Linked DNA regions of Homo sapiens: all the other regions are linked to region 1. Evidence: chromatin contacts called from ENCODE Hi-C or POLR2A ChIA-PET data. All regions are on one chromosome and are shown on one strand. Each heading gives the region's core, a stretch centred on a gene start or an enhancer-like site at or near the end of the contact. The rest is flanking DNA. Distances are from core to core; before and after follow the strand shown.

Evidence for each region. Hi-C counts contacts between places; a loop is a spot of excess contacts on that map. ChIA-PET counts read pairs that join two places held with the same protein, here RNA polymerase II (POLR2A). Pooled maps may share reads with other maps.
Region 2: a loop to region 1 is called in a map of heart right ventricle, with 2.7 times the contacts of the local background. The contact joins two enhancer-like sites. A Hi-C loop is called at or near these places in 14 of 168 maps with a recorded cell type or tissue (B cell, Caco-2, GM12878 and 10 more), 24 of 37 single-sample maps with no recorded cell type and 24 of 50 pooled maps. POLR2A ChIA-PET finds 5 or more read pairs at or near these places in 5 of 52 experiments (AG04450, H1, OCI-LY7 and 2 more).
Region 3: a loop to region 1 is called in a map of B cell, with 2.6 times the contacts of the local background. The contact joins two enhancer-like sites. A Hi-C loop is called at or near these places in 18 of 168 maps with a recorded cell type or tissue (B cell, GM12878, HepG2 and 14 more), 30 of 37 single-sample maps with no recorded cell type and 20 of 50 pooled maps. POLR2A ChIA-PET finds 5 or more read pairs at or near these places in 9 of 52 experiments (AG04449, AG04450, BJ and 5 more).

Annotation. Positions count from the first base shown.
Region 1 is chr20:17,894,437-17,897,044 of GRCh38, forward strand. No RefSeq gene overlaps it. Among named protein-coding and RNA genes, the nearest start is that of SNORD17, 67 kb to the right of the region's middle. RefSeq lists enhancers at 1,074-1,750, 1,405-1,544. Within about 2 kb of position 1,320, at least 26 of the 41 ENCODE cell types and tissues checked have a DNase peak (open chromatin) inside an H3K27ac peak, as active enhancers do; they include B cell, ascending aorta, heart right ventricle and 4 more, where a contact is called at or near this core.
Region 2 is chr20:17,935,880-17,938,487 of GRCh38, forward strand. No RefSeq gene overlaps it. Among named protein-coding and RNA genes, the nearest start is that of SNORD17, 26 kb to the right of the region's middle. Within about 2 kb of position 1,317, at least 21 of the 41 ENCODE cell types and tissues checked have a DNase peak (open chromatin) inside an H3K27ac peak, as active enhancers do; they include ascending aorta, heart right ventricle, ovary and 2 more, where a contact is called at or near this core.
Region 3 is chr20:17,855,073-17,857,680 of GRCh38, forward strand. No RefSeq gene overlaps it. Among named protein-coding and RNA genes, the nearest start is that of SNORD17, 110 kb to the right of the region's middle. Within about 2 kb of position 1,284, at least 11 of the 41 ENCODE cell types and tissues checked have a DNase peak (open chromatin) inside an H3K27ac peak, as active enhancers do; they include B cell and mammary epithelial cell, where a contact is called at or near this core.

The DNA of each region.
Region 1 (2,608 bases), core at 70-2,569:
TCCCAGCTGCTTGGGAGGCTGAAGCAGGAGAATCCCTGGAACCCTGGAGGTTGAGGCTGCAGTGAGCTATGATGGTGCCACTGCATTCCAACCTGGGTGACAGAGTGAGATTCTGTCTCTAAATAAATAAATAATTTAAAAATTAGTGGGGTGGCTGGGTGCAGTGGCTAACACCTGTAATCCCAGCACTTTGGGAGGCCGAGACAGGCGGATCACCTGAGGTCGGGAGTTCAAAACCAGCCTGACCAACATGGAGAAACCCCGTCTTTACTAAAAATATAAAATTAGCCGGGAGTGGTGGCACATGCCTGTAATCCCAGCTACTCGGGAGGCCGAGAGGCAGGAGAATCGCTTGAACCTGGGAGGCAGAGGTTGCAGTAAGCTGAGATCCCGCCATTGCACTCCAGCCTGGGCAACAAGAGCGAAACTCCGTCTCAAAAAAAAAAAAAAAAAATTAGCAGGGCATGGTGGCACACACCTGTAGTCCCAGTTACTTGGGAAGCTGAAGTGGGAGGATCCCCTGAGCCCAGGAGTTCCAGGCTGCAGTGAGCTATGAACAAGCCACTGCACTCACTCCAGCCTGGGCAACACAGCAAGGCTGTCTCTTAAAACAAACAAAAAGACTATAATCATTGTACACATCTGCCTTGTCTATTGGCAGGAACAGCGCCAGGACGGCAGGGGAAGAGCTCCGTTTCCCTCCCTGCTCTGGCTCCCTTTAAAGGTGGCTGCCTCTCAGCCTCCTGGCCCACCCGGCCTTCAGGGCCACAGGCCTCAAGCCAGCTGGACACCTCACACCGGACAGCTCTGCCCTGGGAATCCTGGAACCCCCTGCTAGTAGGCGCCACGACCCAGGTCGAGGAATGCCCTCAGCACAGAGACTGTCCCCTGGGGCAGCTCGCCCTACTGCCTGATAAGGGCGGCTCCTTCGCGGCTCCCAGACTCTGGAGCCTGCGGGCTGGGCTGCAGCCAAACGCAGACACCCCTCTAATGCCGACAGCCTGGCCCCCTTACCCTGTAGCTCTCCGCCCTCAGGATGCATTCTTCCCCAGAAGCTCCCTGCCCACCCCCACCTGGAAGGCCTCCCTCGTCTGAATCAGGGCGCACACAGCTGAGTCTCCAGCGCGGACACCCCGTCACCCCAACACCCTTCTCCTCCCCCCGAACAACCGCTTACGATTTTTAGAAATCAGTAAAATACATGCCCAGCTCCAAACTTTTGGAAGCGCCTCAGAGTTTTGCAGAGCATAGCAGTGGTTCTGGGCTCCCCAGTGCACCCCAGACTTGGCTCCCTCCTGCCCAGCCCACAGCCGCGTCCCGAGAGTGAAGGGGAAGCACAGGCAGCCCTTTCCGCCGCCCCCGCTGGCATGACATCACCTTCCCCACGCCGAGAAGCTGAAGTCTTTCTCATTTTGTTTCATGCTCCAAGCGCAGCTTTAAAAACCTTTCCTGGAGGTGGGGAGGGAAAATACCCAAAATATTAGCCGTGGCTACAGCTGGGTGTAGGATGCAGGGAGTTACTGTTTCCTTCTTTATACGTTTGTATTTTCCACAATGACCACATTCTATTTTTTATTGTCAGGAAAACGAATGAGTGTTTTTTAAGTAAGCAATTTAGAAGCCTATTTGGTTGCCTTCAGCATTTTTCAGGGCCTCAGCTCGTTTCTGGAGCCAGCTTTTCAGCCGCTCTTCTCTCCGTTCTCTCGCTCTCTGAGTGGAGTTCTCTGCCTTCCACCCTTTGCTTCTGTCCTTTGAAAATGTGAGCGAAGCACAGTTGCTTGTGCAAACCACACCAGCCTCCTGAGATCCTCTCGATTTTCCTTCTCACTGGGAATATTTTTCATCAGAATTTATTCTCCCAAACTAAGAAAGGGACCTCATGTCCCCGCTCATCTGATGCACTGAGAACACAGCATCATTTTCCCAGTATTCTTGCCAAGAATACACAACCTGAGGCTTATCATGAGGAAACATCAGGCAGACCCAAACTGAAGGACATTCTACAAGAAAACTGCGTGGACTCTTCAAAAATGTCAAGGTCAGGAAAGACAAAGAAAGCCCAAGGAACTGTCGCCGATTGGAGGAGATTAGAGACAGGGCAACCAACTGCAGCACGTGATCTGGGATATTGTGTTGCTATAAAGGACATTACTGGGACAGTTGGTGACATCTAAATCTGAATACGGTCTGTAGATTAGCTAATTGTATTGAATCAGTGTTCGTTTCCTGACTTAGTCACTGCACTGTGGCTGTGTAGCAGAATGTCCTTTACTTTTTAGGAATTATACACTGAAGCTTTGGGAGATAGAGGGCATCACATCTGCAATTTACTCTCTTATGATTCAGAAAAATATATATATTTGTACACACAGACAGAGAAAACAGTAAGGCAAATGTGGCAAAAATGTTAATATTTGGGGAATCTTGATGAAGAGTTTAAAAAAAAATCCTTTTGTTCTGTTCTTAGAATTTTTCTGTAAGTCCCTTTGCTTCTGACCTCTGGGTTAATGCAGTTGACACAACAGCCTGACTCCTAGGCTGACTGCTGACTAATTCTTTGCTTGATGCTCTTGACCTTGGACTGTGTCCTCCCCCGATTTAGCCCCTG
Region 2 (2,608 bases), core at 67-2,566, 41 kb after region 1:
GTATTACACTATATTATTTGTTGTATGGAATTCAAATTTGGCAGTGTTCCATGTTTTATCTAAATCCCAGCTAACATGTGGCTAACGACCACTAGGCTGGACGGCACAGATACCGAACATTCCCGTCACACAGAAAGTCCTTATGAACACTGCTGCTCTGGAGAGGTCTTCACTCACCTGTCTGCTTCCTGGGCTGGGAGGACGTGAAGACGGGGCTTCACTGGAATGTGGGACCTCTGTATCTGGCGTGGGTCCTCACGGATGGCAACCACATTCCAAGAGAGTGGCCCAAGAGCAAGGCTTCCTCCGCTCTGTACCTGGAGGTTACCCGCCAGCGTCACTTCTGTCCTGTTCTGGTGGGTTACACATGTGCCATTCCAGCCAACCCAGGTTCAAGAGGAGGGGGATCCGATTCCTTCTGATGGGAAAGCTGCAAGATCACATTACAGAAGAGTATACGGGACTGGAAATATTGTTGGAAAATACAACGTTGGAGTTGGGGACATCAAATCACGTAGGGCTTTGTAGTTGTTGGAAGGACTGGGGCTTTGAGTCAAACAGGGAGTCATGAAGGGTATTTGCAGAGTAGGGTCACAATCTGACTCATGTGCGAAGAAGATTCCTTTGGCTGTTGCAAGTGAATAAAACGTAGGGGGTGAAGGCAGAGTCTGGGAGTTTCCTTAGGTTGTACCTAGCCCTAAACTAAACTGAAATCAGACCCCAGCCTAGTACTTGGTGGTGGAGTTGGCATGACGATCCCAGCTTCTGGACCCTATTTCCCTCTTCCCTGCAACAAGGACCCTTGCAAGTAGCCCCTCCCCTCACACCAGCTTCACCTCTTGCCCCCAATTCTGAGGCGAGTCACATCTGGTCAGTTTCACTCCCCCGCCCCCTCCTATGGCGACAAGTGCTTTAACAGACAGTGCAAAAGGGGTCAAAAGCACTGCAGACATGAACCAGACTTTAGAAAAACACATAGCGCGAGCCCTGTTGGGATTCGCAGCAGGCGTTTCCAATGTTTTTCTCGAGACTGCAGGCTTGGGATTTCCTGTCTTCTGAGGCATTCGCTGAGCAGGCCAAGATCAGCTTCATAGGAAGGCAGGAATGGGGCTTCCTACATTGCTGTCTGCAGGCTCTCTCTGGCTCCTTTCCTCTCCTCCCCTTAGGGTCTTTTTTGTGTATTCTTTCTCCTACTTCTGACACTTTTTCTGCCCCCAGATAAATGTCCAGCCACCTGCCTCCCAACAGGACTGAATCACGGGATCATGATACAATCAACAAATCCAAGGAGCTGAGAGGCCCCGGGAGCTGCAGCTGCATCCAGCTGGAATCTTGAAGGCTGGCTCTAGCTACGGGTTTCCACCCTCATGCGAAGTGTGCCAACTGCTTCGCAGAAACCTCCTAACTTCAGCAGGGCAGAGCAATGGGAAGCTATGTCAAGAATTGCTATGGGTATCCGGCCTGATTTAGGGGTAACTGATACACAGCCTAACACCGCACAGCACCGTTCTTATTAACTGTTCCTTGACTTTGCCCTGTCTTAGGTTGACCGTCCAGAGCATGGGTCATCCCCTCCCTGTCTTTTTGCAATGTAGAGAGGATGGGGTAAACAACAAACACATGACCTCCATTCCCTCTCCAAACCCCATCAGAACAACTGGAAAGGATCTGCAATGTAACAGTTAAAAAGTAAGGCCGTTCATAAACAGTTCCTGAAACCCAAGCAGCTGGCCAGTCTCCTGCTCCATTTCCTTGCAGCAAGTTTCAGTGGAAACTCTATACCCCAAACCCCCAAATCCCTACCCTTTGACTGATGCGAAAAATCCCCCCAAACAGGCCTTTGTTCCTTTAGCTGAGGACACACCAAATGTATTAATGAACGTGGATAAGAGCTGGAAGGCAACTATCAGAAGTGGCTGTGGACTAGGATTACAGGCTGTTATTTTCCTGGCCTGAATATTACAGGTCCCACAACTTAAGAAGCTTTAAAGGAGGTTTGTAAAGCATGTATTAAAAAATAAGGCAGGCCCAGTTGGGCAGTGGCTCATGCCTGTAATCCCGTTTTGGGAGGCTGAGATGGGAGGACTGTTTGAGGCCAGGAGTTCAAGACCACCCAGGGCAATATAACAAGACCCGTCTCTACAAAGATTTTTTTAAAAAAATTACTCAGGCATGGTGGCGTGTGCCTGTAATCCCAGTTACTTGGGAGGCTGAGGTGGGAGGATGGCTTCAGCCCAGGAGCTGGAGGCTGTCATGAGCCATGACCGCACCACTGCACTCCAGCCTGGGCAACAGTGAGACCCTGTCTCAGAAACAACCAACCAACCAAAAAAAAGAAAGGCTCAATTAAAAATTAAAATCCTCCCAAACAGCTACCTAAACCATTCACAACTTCTAGCTAATGAAGACTTTGGTTGGGTGGGGTGGTTGCTGAAGGCAGGGAAGAGGCTGGGAGGCTCAGGGCCTCTGTGCTTGTCTGCAGGGGGCCCTCACCTCTTCCTCATGGGAAGCAGGCCGTGGAAGGACAAAGATGCAAAAGAGCTGTTTTGGGGCCTCAGGAAAACTCCTCCATGGATCTCCACGGAGAGAGAGAACCAACAGCAGAAAA
Region 3 (2,608 bases), core at 34-2,533, 39 kb before region 1:
CTCAGCCTGGCAAGTAGCTGGGACTACAGGCGCCCGCCACCATGCCCGGCTAATTTTTTGTATTTTTAGTAGAGACGGGGTTTCACCATGTTAGCCAGGATGGTCTCGATCTCCTGACCTCGTGATCCACCTGCCTTGGCCTCCCAAAGTGCTGGGATTACAGGTGTGAGCCACCATGCCTGGCCTCATGTAATCCTTTTGATAACCCTTTGAGATAAGCACCAAGGGTGTTCCATAAAACCTAAAAAAAATTATAGCCAAAAAAAAAAGATTGTTCCAGTACACATATAACTGAACAAAAAAGTCCTGAAACTGAAAAATGAAAAATCCCAGAAGGTCTGAGTGTAGTGTGGCTGCTTGAGGCCAAATTAGACCTTCTGGTCAACATGATTTCCTGTAAGTGAATAGATAAAAATAAGCTTCTGTATATGTTCTATGTATTGAATCATACAGTATCACTATATATGTTTTTTCATTCAATATTTCTTACAATCCAGCATTGTAAAAGTTTCACATGACATGACACTTTAGAGGAAGAAATGGAAAATCAGGCTGGATGTGGTGCCTCACACTTGTAATCCCAGCAATTTGGGAGGCCAAGGCCAGAGGATCTGTTGAGCCCAGGAGTTCAAGACCAGCCTGGGCAACATGGTGAAACCCCATTTCTACAAATAATAAAAAAAAATTATCCAAGCATGGTGGTGCATGCCTGTAGTCCCAACTACTCCAGAGGCTGAGGTGGGAGGGTCACTTGAGCCCAGGAAGTTGAGGATGTAATGAGCCGAGATCATGCCACTGCACTCCAGCCTGGGTGACAGAGTGAGACCCTGTTGAAAGAAAGAGAGAAAGAGAGAAAAGAAAGAAAGAAAAGAAAAAGAGAGAAAGAAAGAAAGAAAGAGAGAGAGAGGGAGACAGAGAGGGAGGGAGGGAGGGAGGGAGGGAGGGAGGGAGGGAGGGAGGGAGGGACAGAAAGAAATGGAAGATCAGAGAAGTGGAATAACCTCCTAGGATCACACAGCTTGTGAATGAGAGGCACTGAGTTGCTCAGTGATGGAGTGTCTAATGTTGGGTGTGTATGTACTGACTGTGTCCCAAGGCCAATTATAACTTGGGGAAGGCACCACTACCTCCCTGTCATACAATGGGTACATTGTCTGTCAATGGCACGTGGTTGTACACACCTCCAGGGGTAAACAATCAAAAGTCAGGAGCCTCTCCAGCTCTCCCTCATAAAAATACTGTATCCTCTAGGGAGTGGGGTTCTCTAGTCCAGCCCCATGTGATATGCAGTCCCAGTGGGGCCGGGAGATTTGCCCAAGGTCACACAGCTGGTTAGAGGGGAACCACACACCACCACGTCCTGCAGCTGCAAATCTGTTTCATGGCCTGCTTCCTCTCTTCTTCCCTAGAATGCCTTTTTTTTCTACCACAGAGTTTCTACAGTTCAAACCTGGAGGGCAGGTTGGGTTTTGTTTTGTTTTTCACACACTCCTTCACAGATTACAGGAGAGATTTTACTCTTGAACTGAAAGTAGAAAATTATTGTTAGCTTTAACACACAGCTCTTTCTCTCTTCCCCAACCCAGATACATTAGGATCCTCTTGTCCTATCAAAAAAAAAATAGTAATAATAATAATAATAATAATAATAATAATTCTATGGGGCAGAAAAGAGAAGAATTTGTGAGTTTCCCATTCCTGGCTGGACATTTCCCACAAATGGCAGTTAAGTCTTCATTGACTAATAGGAAAAGAGCAGCTCCAGCCGCATGACTTCACGGCACAGGCAAAGTCAAAGGCAAGGAGAGCTCACCTTAACTCTGGTGTATAGACACAGACTCCATGCCTCTTGTCCAACTCTTCCATCAGGGAGCCAGAACGTCCACATCTTCCAGGTTCCTGTAGGCTGTGTTTAGGGAGAGATGTAAGACTCTACTGGAACTTACGTGCTGGGAGGGCCAATGGTGCTGACACTTGGTCTTCTTGCTCTTGGCTGATGGATAGCAGGGAATATGAAGCTATCTATATCTCACTCAGATAGAGATGGACATTCCAGTCAAAAGCTAAGCTACTTCTGAATGCAAAGATGGTGTATCAGCTTTTGCTGCATAACAAACCACTCCAAAATGTAGTGGTTAAAATAACTATTGTTTATTTAGCTCATGAGTCCTCATATTAGCCATTTGGGTTGTGCTTAGCTGGGCTCATTCCTATGTCTTTGGTCAGCTGCTGGGTTTGCTGGGCCTGTCTGATCTGGGATGGCTCAGCTGAGACAGTATGCCTCTGCTCCACGTGGTCTCTCATCCTCAGCAGCATAGCCTGAGCTTTATGCACAGTAGCCTGGGCTTTATCCATGGTAACCAACAGGCTCCCAAGACAAGAGCAGCAGTACTCAGGGCCTCTTGAGGCCCAGGCTTGGAACTGTCATAAGGTGACTCCCAACATATTCCAATGGCTAAGTCAAGTCAAAAGGCCATCCCTGATTCAAGGACTGGAAATCAGCCCCAGAAGCTACAAAGTCACATTGGAAAGGGGCATAGATTTAGGGAGGGGGAAGGATTGTCACCATGTTTGCAAATGATCTTCCCCTATATCCATTTAAAATTCT